2 separate regions of the Homo sapiens genome follow, and region 1 is linked to region 2. Evidence: read pairs that join two places in POLR2A ChIA-PET (ENCODE). Cell type or tissue: Caco-2. All regions are shown on one strand. Each heading gives the region's core, and the rest is flanking DNA. Links, peaks and the distances in the headings are about the cores only.

Region 1 (8,000 bases), core at 1-8,000, 61 kb after region 2:
CACAAGGTAGCCAAGCAGAAGGACCAGAGTTACACTTAAATCAGCCTCCCTGAGAATTCAGAGGCTAGGGCTTTTCAAGGATAGTTTAGTAGGCAGGGGACTAGGGAATGGGTACCGCCAATTGGTTAGGGATGCAATCATAGGTGTGTGGGGATTGGTCCTCATGCTGAGTCTGCCTCTGGGTGGGGGACCACAGGACTGGTTGAGTCATAAGTCATGAGTACAGGTGGGGTCAGTTAGTTGCCAGAATGCAAAAATCTGAAAAACATCTTGAAAGACCAAACTTAGGTTCTACAATAGCAATATTATCTATAGGAGCAATTGGGGAAGTCACAGATCTTATGACCTCTGACCAAATGACTCCTGAGCAGTAAGGGGTTATAGAAACTATGTTTACATTTTAGCAGAATTCAAGTCCTTCCTGTAATTCCTGATCTTGTGTCCTTTCATTAGTCTTGCAAAGGTGGTTCAGCCCCCGAACAAAGAGGGGATTAATTTTAGGGAGGGATGATTATCATGCTTGCTTCAAAGTTAAACTATAAACTAAATTCATCCCATAGTTAGCTTGACCACACCTAGGAGTGAGTGAGGACAGCCCACCTGTGAGGCTAGAAGCAAGATGGAATCTGCCATGTTAGATTTCTTTCACTGTCATGATCTTTGCAAAGGTGGTTTCACTCTTATATCAAAAGGTGAAGCAGAAGATAGGAAAATCCTCAATGTGCCATCTCTGTAGACTGGCCAGAACCACTCTATGGTCAGTGGTCTCTTATCAGGAAGGAATGCTGTTTAGTTACTGTGTTGTAACTGCGAAAGGGAGGGGAGTCCAGTTGCAAGTCTGGTTGCAGCCTCAGATGATTGGCTAAAGGTGATAAAGGAATGAGTCTCCCATTTCTTGTTTTCCAGAGCTGGTTTCTTCTTACTCCTTAGGAAAGAATTCTGATTCAAGGTTAATAAAAAAGGGGCATACTGAGGCCTGTCTGACCTCCCATCCCATCATGGCTGGGAACTTAGTTTTTAAGGTTTCTGTGGGGTCCCCTTTGCCAAGAGGGGATCTGTTCAGTCAGTTGGGGGGCTTAGGATTTGCTTTTTGTTTCTCGGGTCTGTTGAAACGTTGCCTCTTCAGAGAAGCCTATTCTGATAGCCTTTCCTAAAATAACCCCACCTAATCCCCAATTATACTCTATTCCCATATATGTATTATTTTTCTATAACAGTTTTTGTAATCTATAATTATATATATATGTTTATTTATTTATTATTTTCTGTTTCTCACACTCCCATGGTATCTCCATGATGTAAAGCATTTTGTTTGCCTGATTTACCTTTGTAGCCCCAGGATATAGAACAGTTCCTGGCACTAGTTGGCACTCCATAAATATTTGTTGAATAAATTGCAAAATAGTCTTATAAGTGCATTTTACTATTTGGCAGAATTATTGCCATTTCATTCTTCTTGGCTAATGAATAGTGACTGTGGGGTAATTTAATCTTCTTAAATTAACTGTGAGCACTTGATTGGGATTAAGCAAATTCCAAATTTACTTGATTGTAGTACGAGGAATTATTTTGACCTTTTCAGAAGTGTGACTTTTTCAGTTACTACCATTTTTATTAAATCATTGTGTAAAAATGAAATCTCTGGTCTTCCCTAACAGATGCAATTTAAATTATTTGGAATAGTTGAAGAAGATAAAGAACCAAGGAAAGGGTTTTCTCTCAATATTTATAGTCTAACAATTTTTGATGAATGTATTTTCTGATTCATAGCACATTTTATCAGTTTGGTAAGAATATAGTATAATGATAGAACTACTATGGTGTCACAGTTGCAAAGGCATATGGTGAGGGAGGCATTCACCTTGACTGGACAGGGCTTTGGATGTAATAGTGGTGAGACTAATAGGATAAATAAAATGGCTATAAATTCTCCACATTAAAATCTATAGGGTAGTGCTGAGACAGCAATATTAGCATCATGTAGGCACTTGAAGGGGTGTCTGTAGTGAACCCTGTATTCTTGAGGGAAAAATTCAGTGTTCATAGATATTTATAATCATCTAGGGTTTTGCTCTGGGTTGGTTCTATGGATGCACTTGTTGGCTTCTGTGGTCAGGCATCTTCAGAAGCAGCCTTACAGCAAGGTGAGCCAAAAGTTGCCAACAGCATTCCCAGAAGCTTGACTAGACCAGGACATTAAGGAGATCACATAAATACACTCCTCTCCCTACCTCCAGCCCATGCTAAGCGTGCCTCATGGTTGCATTTAACTGAGTCCTCGATTCTTCCAAGCCTGGTTTATCCATGTTTTTCCAACAATTATTAAAAGAGGGCAACATATTAGCTTTGGAACATTTTCCTTGCTGAATCCATTGAATTGGACAGAGCCTAAAGTGACCCTCACTGGTTTTCTACTTCCTGGTATCTACACCTTTGTGTAATACCCTCCCTTTGAGTGTAGGTGAAATCTGCAGCTTACTTCTAACTAATAGAGTAAGCCAGAGATGATGGAATGTCATCAAGGTGACTGTTATATTATGTGACGACAAGAGATTATTCTGCACGGGCTAGACTAATCAGATTAAAGTCCTTAAAAAGAAGGACTGGGCCCTATCTGAGGTGAGATACTCTCCTGTTGGACCTGAGGAGGCAAGCTGCTAAGATGTGACCTGCCTTTGCAGAGGGCCATATGGCAGGGAACATACAAGTCCTACAACTTGCAAGGAACTAAATTCTGCCAACCACCCAGTGAGCTTGGCAGAGGATTCTGGGTTCCAGAAAGGAACATAGCCCAGCTAACACTTTGATTGCAACCTTCCAGCAAGGATCCAGCTAAGCTGTCCTCAGACTCCTGGCCCACAGAATCTGTGAGCTAATAAATGTGTGTTCTTTTAAGCTGCTGAATTTTTTGTATTTTATTATTCAGCAATAGAAAACAAATACAGATATCAATTCTGTTCACATGCACATGCAAAACAGCATTACATATGAGTTTTGTGATGTCAAGTATATTGTAACCACGTTACATGTGAGAATAGGTTTGAGAGGGATTCTCTGTCTTCTAAAGTTAATGTGGGAAACACTGTAATGTGATGTAGGACAGGTGTGGGAAAGGTGTCTGTAAAAAATAAGGTTAAAGACAAGTTATTTGGGAAGATATGGATTTCTGTTATGAAACAAAGAGCTTTGGAAGAAAAGTAACCCTAGAGTGAATGTCAAATAAAATTTACAGGAGGCCATGGGTTTGGACTGAGCTCCTGCAGTAGGCCCCAGTAGACCAACCAAAATGGAGTTTCTCATGCTAAAGTTTCATGTTACCAAACTGAAACAGTTGTTTATCTGATCTTCCAGGTAATCAGGAGAGAGATAATAGTCAAATCTCCAAACAGACCAGTTTAGCCAGCACGATAAGGAAGTCTTCTCTGCTTTAACCTTACAAGGAAGGTAACTTGATGCTAAGCAACCCCCTTTTTGATCCTAGTTTCTGCTTTCTTCAGCCCTTTTCTGCCTATAAAGCCAAACTCCCCTGGTCAGCTGAATGGAGCACCTTTTCTAAAGTTTTAGAGGAGACGTCACCCTAATTCGTGAGTTGCAAATAAGAGTTAGTTAGATCATTTTGCTAAGTTTATTGTAATTTTGTCTTTTGATAAGAGTTCTTTGTGTTGCTTTTACATGTTGAAGTGAGAATCTGTCCCAACCATGTCACACCCCCACCTCAGTGGAGGAAAGGGGAAGGAGGTAAGGCCCTTGCTTAGAGGACAATGAGGACAACCCACTCCTTCCTTCTTTTGAGCAACACTCAGTGCAGAGGTGAAAAGCAATTTACAGTCTGTTTTCCAAGCTGGGAATTACCTGAAGGGATCAGTGGGTTCCTAAGTGTGTCAGTAGGGAGAGGTGGGAAACCTGGTTGGAGGTGGGGCAAAACTGCAGGAGGGGGAGAGCTGAAGGGAGATGGACACAAGAAGTGAAGCAAAGGAGGAAGAGTTGGGGATAGAAGGCCATGTCCCGGCAAGGCCTGGGGAAGGGTCAGGTCTTCCTTCTACTGTTCCACATGATCCTCCCCATCCCACACTCGTCATCAAAGGAGAAGAATGAGTCTTGTGTGACCTGAGGCTATAAGAGATCTGGACCAGTGACCACAACACCTGAATCCCTGATTCCCTTCCTTTCCTTTCAGTCTCCCAACACTTCTCCTGCCAATGCACAGGCACCCCAGGATGGCCCCCTTGGTAATTATTACTTCTCCAGTGAAGAATTGCTTGAACGTTGCCTGTGGCTGTGACTCATGGTGGCCATTTGTGTCCTTGTGATGTCTACCCACGGACAAGGCCTGGCTGGAGGAATGGTCAGGTGTACATCTCTTTGCCTCTGGAAGGTAGATGCCAGCACTTCAGCTCTTTAAAAAAGGAGTCATCACACAATTTCCAGATATAATTGAGACCACAAAGAAAACCATTAGAGGCCAACTGTGGTGGCCTGTAATCCCAGCACTTTGGGAGGCCGAGGTAGGAGGATCAATTGAGGCCAGGAGTTGGAGACCAGCCTGGGCAACACAGTGAGACCCTGTATACACAAAAAATAAAAAAAATTAGCTAGATGTGGTGGCACACACCTGTGGTCCCAGCTACCTGGGAGGCTGAGGCAGGTGGATCTCTCGAGCCCAGGAGTTTGAGGCTGCAGTGAGCCATGTTCATGCCGCTCTACTCCAGCTTGAGTGACAGAGCAAACAAGCAGAAAGAGAGAAAGAGAGAAAGAAAGGAAAGAAAGAAAGAAAGAGAAAGAAAGAAAGAAAGGATGGAAGGAAGGAAGGAAGGAAGGAAGAAAGGAAAGGAAGGAAAGAAAGAAAAGAAAACCATTAGAAACTCAACTGAGGATTTCCTGTGAGTCTGAAACTGAGACTGGGGAATATTCTCTGCCCTGACATGCTCTCTTCCCTCCCTCATCTCTGGGGTCTAATAGCAACCTAATCAAATGAGGCTGGCATTAACAAGAAGAAAGCATTGTCCTGAAGCAAAGGAGTCCATCCTCTCACATGAAAAATAGAACAACTTCCACTATGAACCAAAGAAATTTATATAAAAGCAATGATTATTCAACATGCAGATCATTCAAGATATAGGTAAATATTTAGAGAATGACAACAATTCCACTTAGAATCATTGGTGTCCCTTTCTAAGATATGCAAGTGTGGGAAACATGAGTTCTTAAACATAGAATCTAACCTTAGCCAATCCCTCAGCCCATTTCTGATCTGTCTCATCTTCAACGTCAGCCCTTGAATCTTAGAGATAAAATGATGCTCATTGTTTGGTAGAAAACAAAGGTGAAAATCTGGTGGTTGGTTTTTGGACAGTGTCACAATGTTCCTGCTTCAAAGTAATCCCCTCAAATTGACCTCATCATATTGTCCTTGGTATCTATATGGCCACATCAACACAGCTTCATCAATAGATTATGCACTCAAGACAGAAATTGGGCACAACATTACCTCCACACAAGAGTGGTTATTATACCATCTGCCCTTGTAAATGTCCACCACTGACATCCATGCTAATTAAATCAAGTTGATTAGAACTCAGCAATGACCTAATTCCATGTCTTACACATCAACAGCTGTTTGTGTATGCCAGTTAGCGGAACAGGGCAACCAAGCCACAGAAATAATTTAGGTGGCACTTTCTAAACAATGTAGATCAACTTAAAGTACATTCACTTGTGGTAAATGACTCATGGTGGACCAATGAGATCAAACCTATGATAACTAATGTTTACAAATGGAAGAGAATGTGACAAGGGTAAAAAATTGTTAATAGAGTTACTTAAATACTTCAGATAAATTAATCTAGTTAACAGCTACTTATTGAGCACCTACTATGTTCCAGGCATGAAAATCCCTACCTTCATGAAGCTTTCATTTACGTGGATGGAGAATAAAAACATTGAAAATTAAATATGTATTATGTCAGAAGGTGGTAAGTGCTATGAAGAAAAATAATCCAAGAAAGGGGAACATTTCACATCTAATCTGTCAGCTAATCCTGATGGTTTGCATTCAAAATATATTCAGAACCCATACTTTCTTCACTTCCACTGCTTGGGCCACATTACCAAAAGAATAATGCCCTAACCTCTTGATTGTTCTTCTTGCTTTAACTTGGCCCCTTTTAGTTTATTCTCAATACAGTAGCCAGAGTCATTCTGCTAAAAAGAAGTTAGATAATTTCATTCATCTCCTGTAAACATTCCAGCTGTTTACAATGTCATCCAGAGTACAACCCTGAGTCTTCAAAAAAGCCTCTGAGGTCTTGCATTGTCTAACCTCTGTGTGCTCTTTGTGTGCATCTCTTATTACTCTTCTCTCTGCTCCAGTCTCACTGGTCTGATTGCTTGTCCTTGAATGCTGGGCACCTCCTTCCTCATGGCCTTTGCTCTTGCAGTCGCTGTGCCTAGAAATCACCTTGTTTATTTTTAATTTTTATTTTTGCCTTGGATGCCACCAGCTCCCAAATCACCTCTGGTGTCTGCACTTCAAAGTGGAACATGTCGGGGCTTGACCCCATGATCACCTTTGACCAGTTTTGCCTGCCGTCTCATCAAGTACCGTGTGCCACATTAAAAGGGTGATAACACATGTGACATCTTGTCTTGCTCTGTTCATCACTCCCCCATCCAACTACCGAATGCTACTTTTCTCATTTCACCCTCACCTTCTGCCTTAGTCCTGTGCTATTATCTTCCTGATTGTGCCCTTCACTCCTTTGCGTGTGGACCCTGCTCCATTCTGGTAAAGAACACTGGACCTGCCATGGCAATGCACCTTCTTTCTGACTCAGACCCACGGAACATTTCTAACTGAAGGCTGTCACCAACCTCGCCCATGTTTCAAACATAGGAGGCAGGATTTGGACATGAGAGTATATTGATACATATAGACATTGAAAAATCCACATTATCAATTTGACTAGTTCAAGAAGCCACATTTCCTTTGAGTGATAGTAATAAATAGCAAAATGGGAACAAACATATACAATTTTACCTTACAGCTGGTAATGATCCATAGGGTGAAGTGGAAGTTCTTCACTCAGCTCCTTATTCTAGGAAAATCTTCCCTTCTCCCATCCCTTCCTCATTTCTGAAAAGGAGAAAATGTTATTTTGATTGCATATTTAGATGGTTAATTAGGCCACTCATGGTGGGGTTATTAACAGATGTGGCTCTCTGCAGAGATATGCACTTTTCTTGTCTACCTCTTGCTCCACACTGGAGCAATGTTAAATTCTGTTTTCTCTCATTCTCTTTGGCCCTGTCATGTTGCTGATCTTTGGGTAGTAAGAAGAAATATTCAGGTATGGGCTTGGAAGAAGGAAGAGGAAGTGGTTCAACTTAGCTTTCCAGAGTTCCATATAACAGTCTTATTTGTTACCTATATCTATTAATATACTTATCTTCCCCATGATGTCTGAGACCCCAGCTGGAAAGAATTGAATGCCTGGGGTGACTGATTAGCTGGAGGCTGAAATCATCTGGAGGCTTCGTTTCTCACATGTTTGTTGTTTGGGATGGTGACTTGAAGTCTGGGCTCAGCTGGGACACTGTCAACTGATGAGTCTATGTGCATCCTCTTGATACAGCTTGGACTTCCAACAATGATTTTTATTGTACATTAAAATGTAATATAGTACTATATAGTTCCTGAGTGATGAAAAACAGCTTTCACAAACCCCATATTTCAAAATCTCTCAGGCTGCGTTAAAAAAATGTTCGCTCTTATTTTCACACACACAACACTAATTGGGGTGTGTTTTATGTTACTTGGCCTACAGCAGATTATGAGTGGCAAAGTAGACACGCAAGGCTGGCTGCTACAGGCAGATGTACAGATAGTGCAGTGACTGTCAGATTAGTATTGGGGCTGCAGATTGTTTTTTTAATCAATTAAAGGAGGAATGAAATTATCACTGCAATTCAGAAAGAACAACAGTATGAGTCATTTAGTGTAA
Region 2 (10,972 bases), core at 1-8,000:
TATCAGACAGATGGAGATTATAATATCTACTTATCTCAAAGGGGGTTGAGTATCACATAAGATCATAGTTGCCAAAGTGCTTTGTGAAGGAAGAGGACAGAGGCTCATTTTAGAGTAGTGTGCTGGACAGTCTGTGGGAGACCCTAGGGATCAGAGCTACCTGAGATGTTGCTTAACAGCAGATGAAGGAAGCTTGACCGGGAATCCACACTTATTTTAACAAGCCCCCAAATGATTCTCTGGGACACTAAAGTTTGAGAAATAACAGGTTACAGCATTGCTTCTCAAATGTTAACATACTCATGGAGATCTTGTTAAAATGGAGATTTGAATTCACTGGGTCTGGAAGAGAGTAGCAGGCACGCTAAGATTTTGCATTTCTAATAAGCTCCCAGGGGAGGCCACATGCTACTGGTCCATGGACCACGTTTGAGTGACAGGGGCTTGGAAGATCTATCCCCACTGGAACAAATTAGATTTGTTTTGTTTCTGGTTGCACCCCCCAACTTCAGAGAGTGTTTTCCATAAAGCCCAGGGTCTTAGTATTGGTACAAAATTATTTGAACTACTCAAAACCAAATTGAAATACACTTCCTATCACAGGCAAAGCAGCAGCATTCTTTTTAGATACGGATAGCATATGTTTAGCATGTGAAAAAATAATTTATTACTACTGAGTGAGTCCTATTTAAAAGCGTGCAAAGCATTTTATATACATTATCTCTAATCTCCACCCTGCCCCTAAAAAGGTGGATATTCCTGTTCTGTAGATAAGGAAATGGTGACTTAAGTAACTTGGTCAAGGTCACACGGCTAGTTAGGTGTTACCGCAGGGATTCTGATTTTGCTCCATCAGGATCCAAAGCCCATGAGTCCTCCATACTCCCTCAGAGTGTTAGATATGATTGTGATACGAAATGTATCAGCTTGGGAATCAAGAAAAAAGCGGGGGAAAAGTGTTTTTTGAGTTTAAAGTTCTGCTGAGGCAGATTGCGAATGGTGGTGGGGTTGGGGGATAAGATTCATTAGTGATCTATGTTGCCTCATGGACAAAACATGCAGATAGCATCCTTATTAATGGTTCCCATAAATCTAGTAATGCAGATGGAAAAAAAGGACACTAGTGACCAGCGTGCTGATTATAAACACTGCCACCTACCCTCAGGCTCAACCAACGAAGAGGAAAAATTCATCCTGACACTTGGGGCCTGTTAACTTCCTCCCTCTCTCGCATGAGGTTTCTATAATCTTAAAAGTTCATACCAAACATAGGTTTATCCTTCTACGTTATGGCATAACTACCAGACCTCCATACCGCTAATGCTGCTTGCACCTGAAAAAAATGTACTATTTAGTCAAATACCTTGAAAACGTACTGATTTTGAAGGCTCTGAGTAACAAAATTTTCTATACTTTTCGTGAGATTGATCTTTATGCACTGCGGTAAAGATGCGTAGAGAAAGCAGTCAGATAGTTACTCAGGTGTTCCAAATGGGGGAAAATAGTTACAAAATAAACCACCCAGGCAATTACCATCCAGTATCTTTAGCACTCAATGATCCACGGGTGGAGGATACAGGGTTAACGTTTTTTAACATCAGGTCTCTCCACAAATAGCCCGCTGTAGCTTAACTGTTACGTTTTCTAAAGATTCATCTTTATAAACAGTACAATTATTTCCCTTTGTAATACAAACAGAAACAATTAGAAAGCAACATCTCCTGCAATTAAGATGTATGTACAGTATTAGTATAAAACCAAAGAGTGATATTTGAGCTATTCAGGATTATAAATTGATTTTGTCCCTGTGGTATTCTCTACAAAGGGTGTTTCAAAAATAAAGACTGAAATCTAAAAATATATCTTTGGTTTGAAAACTTACTTAAAAGCATTTTTAGAGAGTGTGTGTTTTAAACAGGGGGTATGAAATTGCATCGGGAGCCTAGATTTCAAACTAAGCATTTCTTATTTCACTCCCTAACCACAGAACAGTTCAGATCTCAGATTCAAACCAGAGGGCCACAGAAACCAATTTGAGATTTTCCGAAGAGACTTCACTGAAACGTATGGACAAAAACATGTTTGCGATGAGTCATATTTTATAGGACCTTAATGGCCAATAAATGCCTTATGTGTCTTTCTTCCTACATTCAGTATCACTCCCAAGCAAGCTGGTGACATATTTTCCAGGCCTTGATAATTTTTATACCGTTACCAGATCTCGGTTACTAAGATTCATGAACAAAACCCTTTCTTGCGCTAATTTTTTAATGCCATCTAAATGAAGAGAACGCGATTCTTTCCAAACTAACTCTCCCCAACCAGGCAGTTAATGCCCTTCGCCAGAATAAGGGCGCGATACTTTTAAGACCCCAAAGAGAAGCTCAGGTGCTTTGGGGGTACTACAAGTAAAAAGACAGTGGGAAAGGTTCCTGGAGAGCCGCTTTGGGGGAAAGGCAGACATAACAACAGGATATGTTCGTTTCTAGAGGAAGCAGGAGCTGCAATAGCCCCGGAGCAGGAAAGGCGGAGTCAGCAGCGCCCAAAGGAAACGGGCGCGCCAGGGTTTGCTGGAACCGGGGTTGCTTAGGGGTTCTCGCCCCGTCTAGTCCGAGACTGCTGAGCACCTCGCCCCCGGGGGACCAAGCTCAGGCCTCCTGGCACTAGTGGTTATAAAGAGGTACCCATATGCTCTCTGCCGCCCCTGCCAAAAAAAGGGCCACGGAGGGGAAGAGAAAAAGCACACACCAGGCGCCGCGGCAGGTGAACTTGTCAACAAGTCAACCCTGGACGCAAGTCCCTGCCCACCAGGGAGCTCGGGGTCCTGGGGCCGGAGCCGCCGGGAAGGCGAGGCGCGCGGTGGGTGGGTGGGGTGGGCTGGCATGGGTGCCGGTGCTCCCAGCGCTGGGGCCGGAGCGCGGAACGCTTCCCTACCGCTCCCCCGGGGCTGACGCACGCTCTCACGGCGCGCGCATCCTCCAGACCTTCCCAGGCCGGAGGGAGGAGGGGAGGGGAAGGGGCTGATGCGGTTCCCGCACCGGGATCCGGGACCCGAGGAGGCGACTCGCCTATCACGCGCCGCCCGCGGAGGGCAGAGAAGGCAGCTCCTACCAGGCGTCCCCGACCGTCCCGGCTGCCGGGCGTCTCCTGCTGCTTCCTGCAGCCCGCCCGGCGCGCCCCCGCCCCGACCCCGGAGGGCAGGTACCTCGGAGCCCCGGCCCCCAGGAGCCTCCCGGCCGCGGTCGGAGCGTCCCTCCGGATCACTCATCCGACGTCAGCGTCAGCCGAAGGCGAGGGAAAGGGGCGGGGGGAGCGCAGGAACCGGCCCTTCCTGCGGCGGCCGCCACCAGCCGGAATAGCAACCGGCGGAGCCCGTGCGCACCGCAGCGCAGCGCAGCGGCCGGGGGGTGCGGGCGCCCTCGCCGCCCGGCTACCTACCGCCGCCTGGGCGCCGCCGCTGCCTCCCTTCCCCGCTTCTACCCTCCAGCAGACGCCCGCCGGAGCGACCCCTCCCAGGGTGACCGGGGGAAGGTGGGTGGCGTTGACCTCACCTTGCTTGGGGAGGGTCGGGGACTCGGGGAGTGAGTTTCTCTCTCTCTACTCCCCGGGGTCTCTCCTCGACCCCCATCTCCTGGGGTATCCCCCGCTCGGATCCGCCGCCCAGAGTGACCCCGCCCCTGCTCTCCGGCAGGTGTTCCACGTGGCCATAGCGTTTGCGTCACAATGACCTGGCGGACAGGTGGGAGCCACAGCGTACACCCCAGGGTTCCCTCTGTGCTGTGCGTAGTGCCTACTGCTTGCTTCCAGGTTAAATTTCTGTAGCTTTAGAGGACAGGAGACTTCATGACTTCACTGCCAAGAAAAGTTACAGAGGCCTGCTGTACCTGGAAATCAAGTTTGAGCTTCGAGAATAAAGGTCATGTTTTAAAAACAGCTGTGTATGTATAGGTATATGTTTTTCATTTCCATATATTTCTGTATCTTTTATTTTTAAGTTATTGCCATTTGTAGCAGTTTCATCTTCTCTTATCCTTTGTCACCAGGAAAGAACCAAACCATTGTTTCTAGAGACCCTGCAGTATACAGATCACAGGAAGAAAAAGTGTTGGCATAGCTGCTTCCTAATATTATCTATGTGGAAATGAAACCTCAATGTAGTATGACTTCATCCCTAGTTATGTTATACATTTATAAATAAGTTCATTCAGTCGTCGCTGAAACAATTTAAAAGGGCCGAATGATAGTTATTGAGTAATGATGCTGACGAATCAGAAATCCTGCGCTAACATGGATGGAGTGCTAGCTCTATGTCCGGCACATGCTGTATGCTTTATATTTAATCCTTACAGCAACCCAATACTGTAGATAAAATCATTATCCCGATTTCACAGATGAAGACACTGCCCAGAGTGCCATAAAGAGATTATTGAGCAGGGATTTGAATCTGAACCAGGAGACTTAGCTTAATCTCAAGATAGCATGGTGTCTTGCCAGAATGGATGGAGAAAAAGTATAGAATATGTTGACATTTTAATAGAAAGATAATAAGATACCTCCAGAAATTTACATAACCTTTAAAGTTATTCTTTGGGGATTCTGTTTGTCATAGATTTGAGCCTGTCCTAGTCTTAACACGAATTTTGGAGCTGAGTAAACATCTCCTTAGTAAGTGTGTATGAGTAAACAAATCATGAATATGGTCTACAAAATAGCAAATTGTTGAAAAGCTAAGATTCAGGAGAAATTTTCAGAGAGAAAAGCATTGCTTATATATATTTGGCTTTTATAAAAAAAAATTCAAACTAACGTGTTAACAACGCAAGCCAAATGATTTTGCTGTAAGAAAAAAAACCCAAAGCCTTTAAAATGAGAAAGTCTTCCTTACAAAAGAAAGATGATTAAGATATGTTAAGATACATTGATTCCAAGAACTGTAAATTTATGTGTAAAAAGCTATTATCGGGAGTTAAAAGGATAAAGAGATTATTATTCTTTAACAGAATGAAGTGCCGTAATGAACATCATAGGTGCCCGATAAATGTTGACTGAGCGTTATCATCAGTTAATTGAAGCATTGAGAAAGGACTAAATCACCTGAAAAGTTTTTCCTGACTCTGTAATGTTCTCCTTTCTACCAGTTACATGAAAACTTAATCAGAAGCCCCATTGGTCAAAGGCTGGCTTTGGGGCAAATATTTAAATCTGTTACAAAACAGCCAGTAGAATGGGAGGTTGTGTGTGTGTTCAAAGTATCCCCTCAAAATGCAGATGATTGGAACAAAAGCATGAAGGGAAAAAACGGGGACAGCTGAGCTGCAACTGATTACGCAGTTTTCTTTTATGCTTTCTGAATTCCAAGGTGAAAACGATGACTGTGAGTCTAACCTGTTACAGAGGCTAAAAGTGGCTTCAAAAGCAATGTCTAAAAGAGAACAAATACATGATACAAGCATTATGTAGTCAACATGGCACTGAAATTCTTTGGGCTCCCGGAGAGTTTAGGAGAAAACCTTAACTGATTTTTCTTCATTCTAATTATTGTCCTAACACTTAGCATAATATTTGAGAAAGGAAATAATAGACAACTCCTGCTCATTCTCCATCACCACAATGAGTACTTTTCCTTCCCCTTAAATAAAATGGCTCCATCAATAACACTTGCATTTGTTTCTGAATAACCAGCTGTTGTTTCCATCTTGCAGAACACCAGTAAGGTGCTAGTGAGAACCCGAAACAGTTTCTAAGGAGAATGGCTATTGAATGATGGGATCAGAAATTAGGAGAGAAATAAGGTGCGTTTTCCAGTGTACAACAGGATGACAAAATTTTCTATGAAAAAAATCTTTACATATTCAATTCAATAATTTTTTCAAGAGCTTCCCAGATTCAAGATATGCTAATAGGACCACAAGAGTTGGATTTGTGTTAAGCTACTAACAGAGACTTGGAATAGCGGTGGATTAAATGAAATAGGGCTTTATTTTTTCTCACTTAAATTGGAAGGTAGGCAGTCTAGGGCTGGTGCGATCTCCACTGTGTCACTGGGCTGTTGCCCTTCTGTCATTCTATTCTGCCATCCTAGGCAAAGCAAGATTGCCCAAAGGTAAACCCAGGCGAGGATGTAAATTGGTGGTGGAAACTGCTGGTGGGAAAGTAAAATGGTGCAACCACTTTGGAAAACAGTCTGAAAGTTCCTTAAACGATTAAACATAGAGCTACCATGTGACCCAACAATTCCACTCCTAGGTCTATATCCAAGAGAAATAAAAACCTATGTCTACACAAAAACTTGTACACAAATGTCTATAGCAGCATTATTCAAAACAGTCAAAAGGTCAAAGCTGTCCTGCTGTAGACAAATGAATAAACAAAATGTAGTATATTCATGTAATGGAATATTCAGCCATGCAAATGAATGAAATACTGACATATGCTACAACTTAGACAAAACTTGAAACATTATGCTGAGTGAAGGAAGCCAGTCACAAATATATTATTCCATTCATATGAAAGTCCAAAATAGAGAAATCTGTACAGGCAGAAAGTACAATAGTGATCATTTAGGGCTGGAGAGAGTATGGGTGAATAGGGAGTGAGATCTAAAGAGTATAGAGTTTCTTTATCTTCTTTTTTTCTTTTTTCTTTTTTCTTTTTTTTTGAGACAGAGTCTTGCTCTGTCCTGCAGCATGGAGTGCAGTGGCACAATCTCGGCTCACTGCAACCTTCGCCTCCCGGGTTCAAGTGATTCTCCCGCCTCAGCCTCCTGAGTAACTGGGATTACAGGCATGCACCACCATGCCCAGCTAAGTTTGGTATTTTTTGTTTGGTTGGTTTTTTTTTTTTTTTTTTTGAGACAGAGTCACACTCTGTTGCATAGACTGGAGTGCAGTGGCACGATCTCAGCTCACTGCAGCCCCCATCTCCTGGGTTCAAGGGATTCTCCTGCCTCAATCTCCTGAGTAGCTGGGACTACAGGCATGTGCCACCATGCGCAGCTAATTTTTGTATTTTTAGTAGAGACAGGGTTTTGCCATGTTGGCCAGGCTGGTCTTGAACTCCTGACCTCAAGTGATCCACTTGCCTTGGCCTCCCAAAGTAGTAGGATTAAGAGTTTCTTTTTCATGTGATGAAAATGTTTTAAAATTGACTGGTGTTGTTTACAAATATCTGCCATATGCTAAAAACCATTGAGTTGTGCATTTTACAATTCATTGTGAATTAGTGGTATGTGAATTATGTCTCAGTAAAGCTGTTTAAAAAGTAAAAAAAAAAGGGGTTCATAGTTTTATTGGCACACACACACACATGTGTGCACACATGTACACAGTAAATCCAGTATCTTCCTCAGGAATAGTTACAAGGTAAGAACCATACAACAAACCCCCAAATATGTGACTTATTTTCAGATTTCTGGATACTATTCAAATTCTACTGGCGCTAAGAAGCTAATTATGAGGAAACAGGACAGAAAAATCTGTTAATGAAAGAGAAATATTTCAGGTCCATCCATTGGATACCTCATGATAATATAAAGAAAAGTTCCTGCTGCGCAAATATTTTGCAAGTGTGCTCTAGTCTTATAACATCTCAGCCTTCTTAGCTATCCCTGTTTAAATGAAGGAAGAAGCAGACTGCCTACCAAAACAATCCTTTTGGATAAGCGCAAACACAGATAATAATGAATTTTATGGAATTGAACTTAATAATAACAAGGAGGTAAAGTGATAAGTTTGTCCTGATAAGTTAATATTAATGGAGGATACCACTGAAGGTAAAACAAAACCAGCTCCCCACTCTACCCGCCCCAAATCTGCACTTGCAGTAAAACCCCCCCGCAAAAAAACAAAATAAGAATTATGACACTAAAGCCCCAAAATTCTATCTTAATTCTTCAAAAAGAACACTCATTTCAGAGATATTTTCAAATTAATGCCAGTTATTTTGAATGAGCAAATTATAGGAATATTCATATAGGAAATAAGTTTTTCAGGAGCTATTTAATGGTCTTATGTCTTAAGGGATCCTTTTAGCTGAGTAATTCCAAGGCTTCTTAGTGTTTGCCAAGTTACTGTCCCTCTTCTCCCTCTGAGGTAATCTAAAATGAATTAAATTAGCAATGTATTTCATCTCATGTGACTGAAACAGTGTCATATTCCTAATACATAGGAATATATATTTATTTGTTTCAAGTGGAACTTAATCCATAGGCCATCTCTGATTTGACGTTGATTATCATGTAGACTGAATTCACTAATATCTCTCTTGCATGTATATGTATTTATATAAATTATATATGGACATACAAATACAAACTACTCATTTACATATGATCTGGTCTATTTTATTGCATTGTTGATACATATTTTTGATGTTCTCAATGTTCCTTATGGTCTTAGATCTCAGCCAGCGTGAGCAAGTGAGGCAGAATGCCCCTTTCTCTTGGTGTGTGGATACTGTAAGGCAAATGAACCCTCTACCATTCCTTCTAGACAGATGTTTATAAGCCCCTACAGTTCTGCAATCTTTTTATTTCCTGATTCACGTTTGGCAGCATCATAAGTACTCATTGTACCTGTTCTATAGTAGGGGATGTTGAGACAGAGCTTAAGCTATTATCATTATCAATGTGTTTAATAAGAGCCGTACATATAAATCTCTCCAGAGCTCAGCTCATTAATAAGAAAAACAATCACTTTCTCTTTAGAGTTGCTGAGAGATTAAAATTAGATAATCTAGAAGAACAAACTTAGAAAAAATGATGTTTAAAAATTATTAAAATCGGCCAGGCGCGGTGGCTTGCGCCTGTAATCCCAGCACTTTGGGAGGCTGAGGCGGGTGGATCACGAGGTCAGGAGATGGAGACCATCCTGGCTAACACGGTGAAAACCCGTCTCTACTAAAAATACAAAAAATTAGTCAGGCACGGCGGCGGGCGCCTGTAGTCCCAGCTACTCGGGAGGCTAAGGCAGGAGAATGGCGTGAACCCGGGAGGCTGAGCTCGCAGTGAGCGGAGATAGAGCCACTGCAGTCCGGCCTGGGCGAAAGAGCGAGACTCCGCAATTTCTACAGGTGTTATAAATTTAAAGGGTGTTATAAATGTAAAGAAAGATTACATCAAATTTTATTAATAAAAATAAAGTCATTTATTCCTGGATTGTGTAATCCTTAAAAACAAATTTGGATTTACTCAAGAATATGGACTAATTTGGCCAGTTTAATTCCTGTGACATTTGTACTTTCTATGTAGCAAAACAAAGCTTTTGTTATACCCTCAGCAGAGCTAGTTATATCTTTAGGCAGATTTGTGTGTGCATGTGAAAATAGAACAAATGTTTAATTAGTAGCATTAACTTTTATTAATTAAAATTAACTTCCTTTCCTTTCAAAATTAAGGCTATAATGAAGAGAGGAGCCTTGTTTTACACTAAAAGAAAGGTAATTATTTTCATTATCACATCAGCTTAGATTTCTGCATAAATAATGCTGCTCTCCATCTCACCACCCCTAGTATCATCCATTGGAACTTCTGCAAGAAAATGCTGGTGATGGCATCAAAATGGGACTTTTTTTTTTTTTTTTTTAATTCACTGCAGTTGGAGAATTTTGTCATGTGCCATAGAGTAGAATCCTGCTTCTGACTAGGAACTATGCTGGAGTTTGGCCTAGCATAAGCCCAGAGTTCACAGCTGAGCCCTAGTCTTCATAGATGTAGAGCTAATGACTCCTCAGAGGGTCACACTGTCCAATAAAGAACAGGATTTAACTAAAAAATTAGGATGAAACTCTCTTGGTTCTTCGTATAGCTCGCTCCCCCTACACAGGGACAATTGGGAAGAATCACTGAAAATTCGGGTGCAGATAATTAAGGTAGTTCAGGTGAAACATGGACAAACATTTGGTTTAATCATGGAATAAGAGGCTGAATTGCAACTGCAATTCCTGTTTCTTAACCGTCAATCTGATGAGCTTTTCCTCTTCCAGTTTTAACTCAGTCACAAACTTGTTTGGCAGATACTGTTAATCATTTCCCCAATATTTATTCTTCCCCTTTTCTACAGTAATATAAGTTTCAGTTGAGCACATTATTGCTAAGTTACATTGGTTTTAGCTTCCCTTGTTGCAAGGTGTGGTCATGTGACTAGGTTGTAGTGAATAGGATATGATGGAAAGACATGCATATAACTTTTGTGTCCTGCCCTTGAAAGAAACACATCCTAATCTTTACTTTCTCCCTTTCCCACTGGTTAGATCGCCTTTGGCCATGCAGGTGAGGGCAACACCTTGGGAATGGCAAGGAACCTGGGCCTCTGACCCCCCTGAGCTGCCATATTGCCTTGGCCCTTCTGCCTGGATTGTTTTATGAGAAGGAAATAAAGTCACTATATTTTAAAAATATTATTGCAGCTCAGCCTTTATCCTCATCAATCCAGTTGTCTGCCCCATGACATTGGATTGGACCTTCATTTCTCATGAAGTTTGTATTCTGAAACAATGATTCTCGATCTGTGGGTCCCAGGACCATGAGGGTCTGTGGTGGTGACACAAAGGATCCTAGGATTCAAATCCCTAACAAGTAATGCCCACAAACAGAACCACTTGCTTGACAAACAGAAACAACACTTTTTGGAATGTATATGATGTGATTACAAAATAAAATTTATTTAAAACCATTAATGTATTTCTTGAAATGAAGGTATGTTATTGATGAGTCTCTTAGCTTTGTACATCTGAAAAATTCTATTTCGCTTTTGTTTTTGAAAATTTTTTTACTGCTAAGGAAATTTATATTGACTTTTTTTCTTTCAGTACTTTTAAAGATTTTGCTTCATTGTTTCCTGGCTTGCATTGTTTTCAATGAGAAATCTTCTATTATCATTATTTTTGGCCCTCTTTTTTTTTTTTCAATGGTTGCTTTAAAGACTTTTTTTTCCCTATCATTGGTTTTAAGCAGTTTGATTATGATGTCCTTAGT

Evidence for each region. Peaks named below come from ENCODE experiments on the same cell type or tissue, not always from the same donor. Only the 100,000 strongest peaks of a DNase experiment are listed, where the experiment ranks them.
Region 1: POLR2A ChIA-PET joins it to region 2 with 10 read pairs; 3 of 35 experiments call an interaction of 5 or more read pairs at or near these places.

The regions. Positions count from the first base shown.
Region 1 is chr7:8,319,554-8,327,553 of GRCh38, forward strand. All of the region lies in intron 3 of ICA1-AS1 (ICA1 antisense RNA 1), which reads left to right. Among named protein-coding and RNA genes, the nearest start is that of ICA1-AS1, 61 kb to the left of the region's middle. In Caco-2, for the core only: no CTCF peak of the experiment used is centred there; no DNase peak of the experiment used is centred there.
Region 2 is chr7:8,258,889-8,269,860 of GRCh38, forward strand. It overlaps ICA1 (islet cell autoantigen 1), which reads right to left and starts at 3,279. Exons shown (of 14, transcript NM_001136020.3): 1 at 3,206-3,279. ICA1-AS1 (ICA1 antisense RNA 1) reads left to right here and starts at 3,337. Exons shown (of 6, transcript NR_125740.1): 1 at 3,337-3,531; 2 at 3,692-3,938; 3 at 5,703-5,792. In Caco-2, for the core only: no CTCF peak of the experiment used is centred there; DNase peaks (open chromatin) are centred at 2,693, 3,263 and 3,703; H3K4me3 peaks cover 2,279 bases.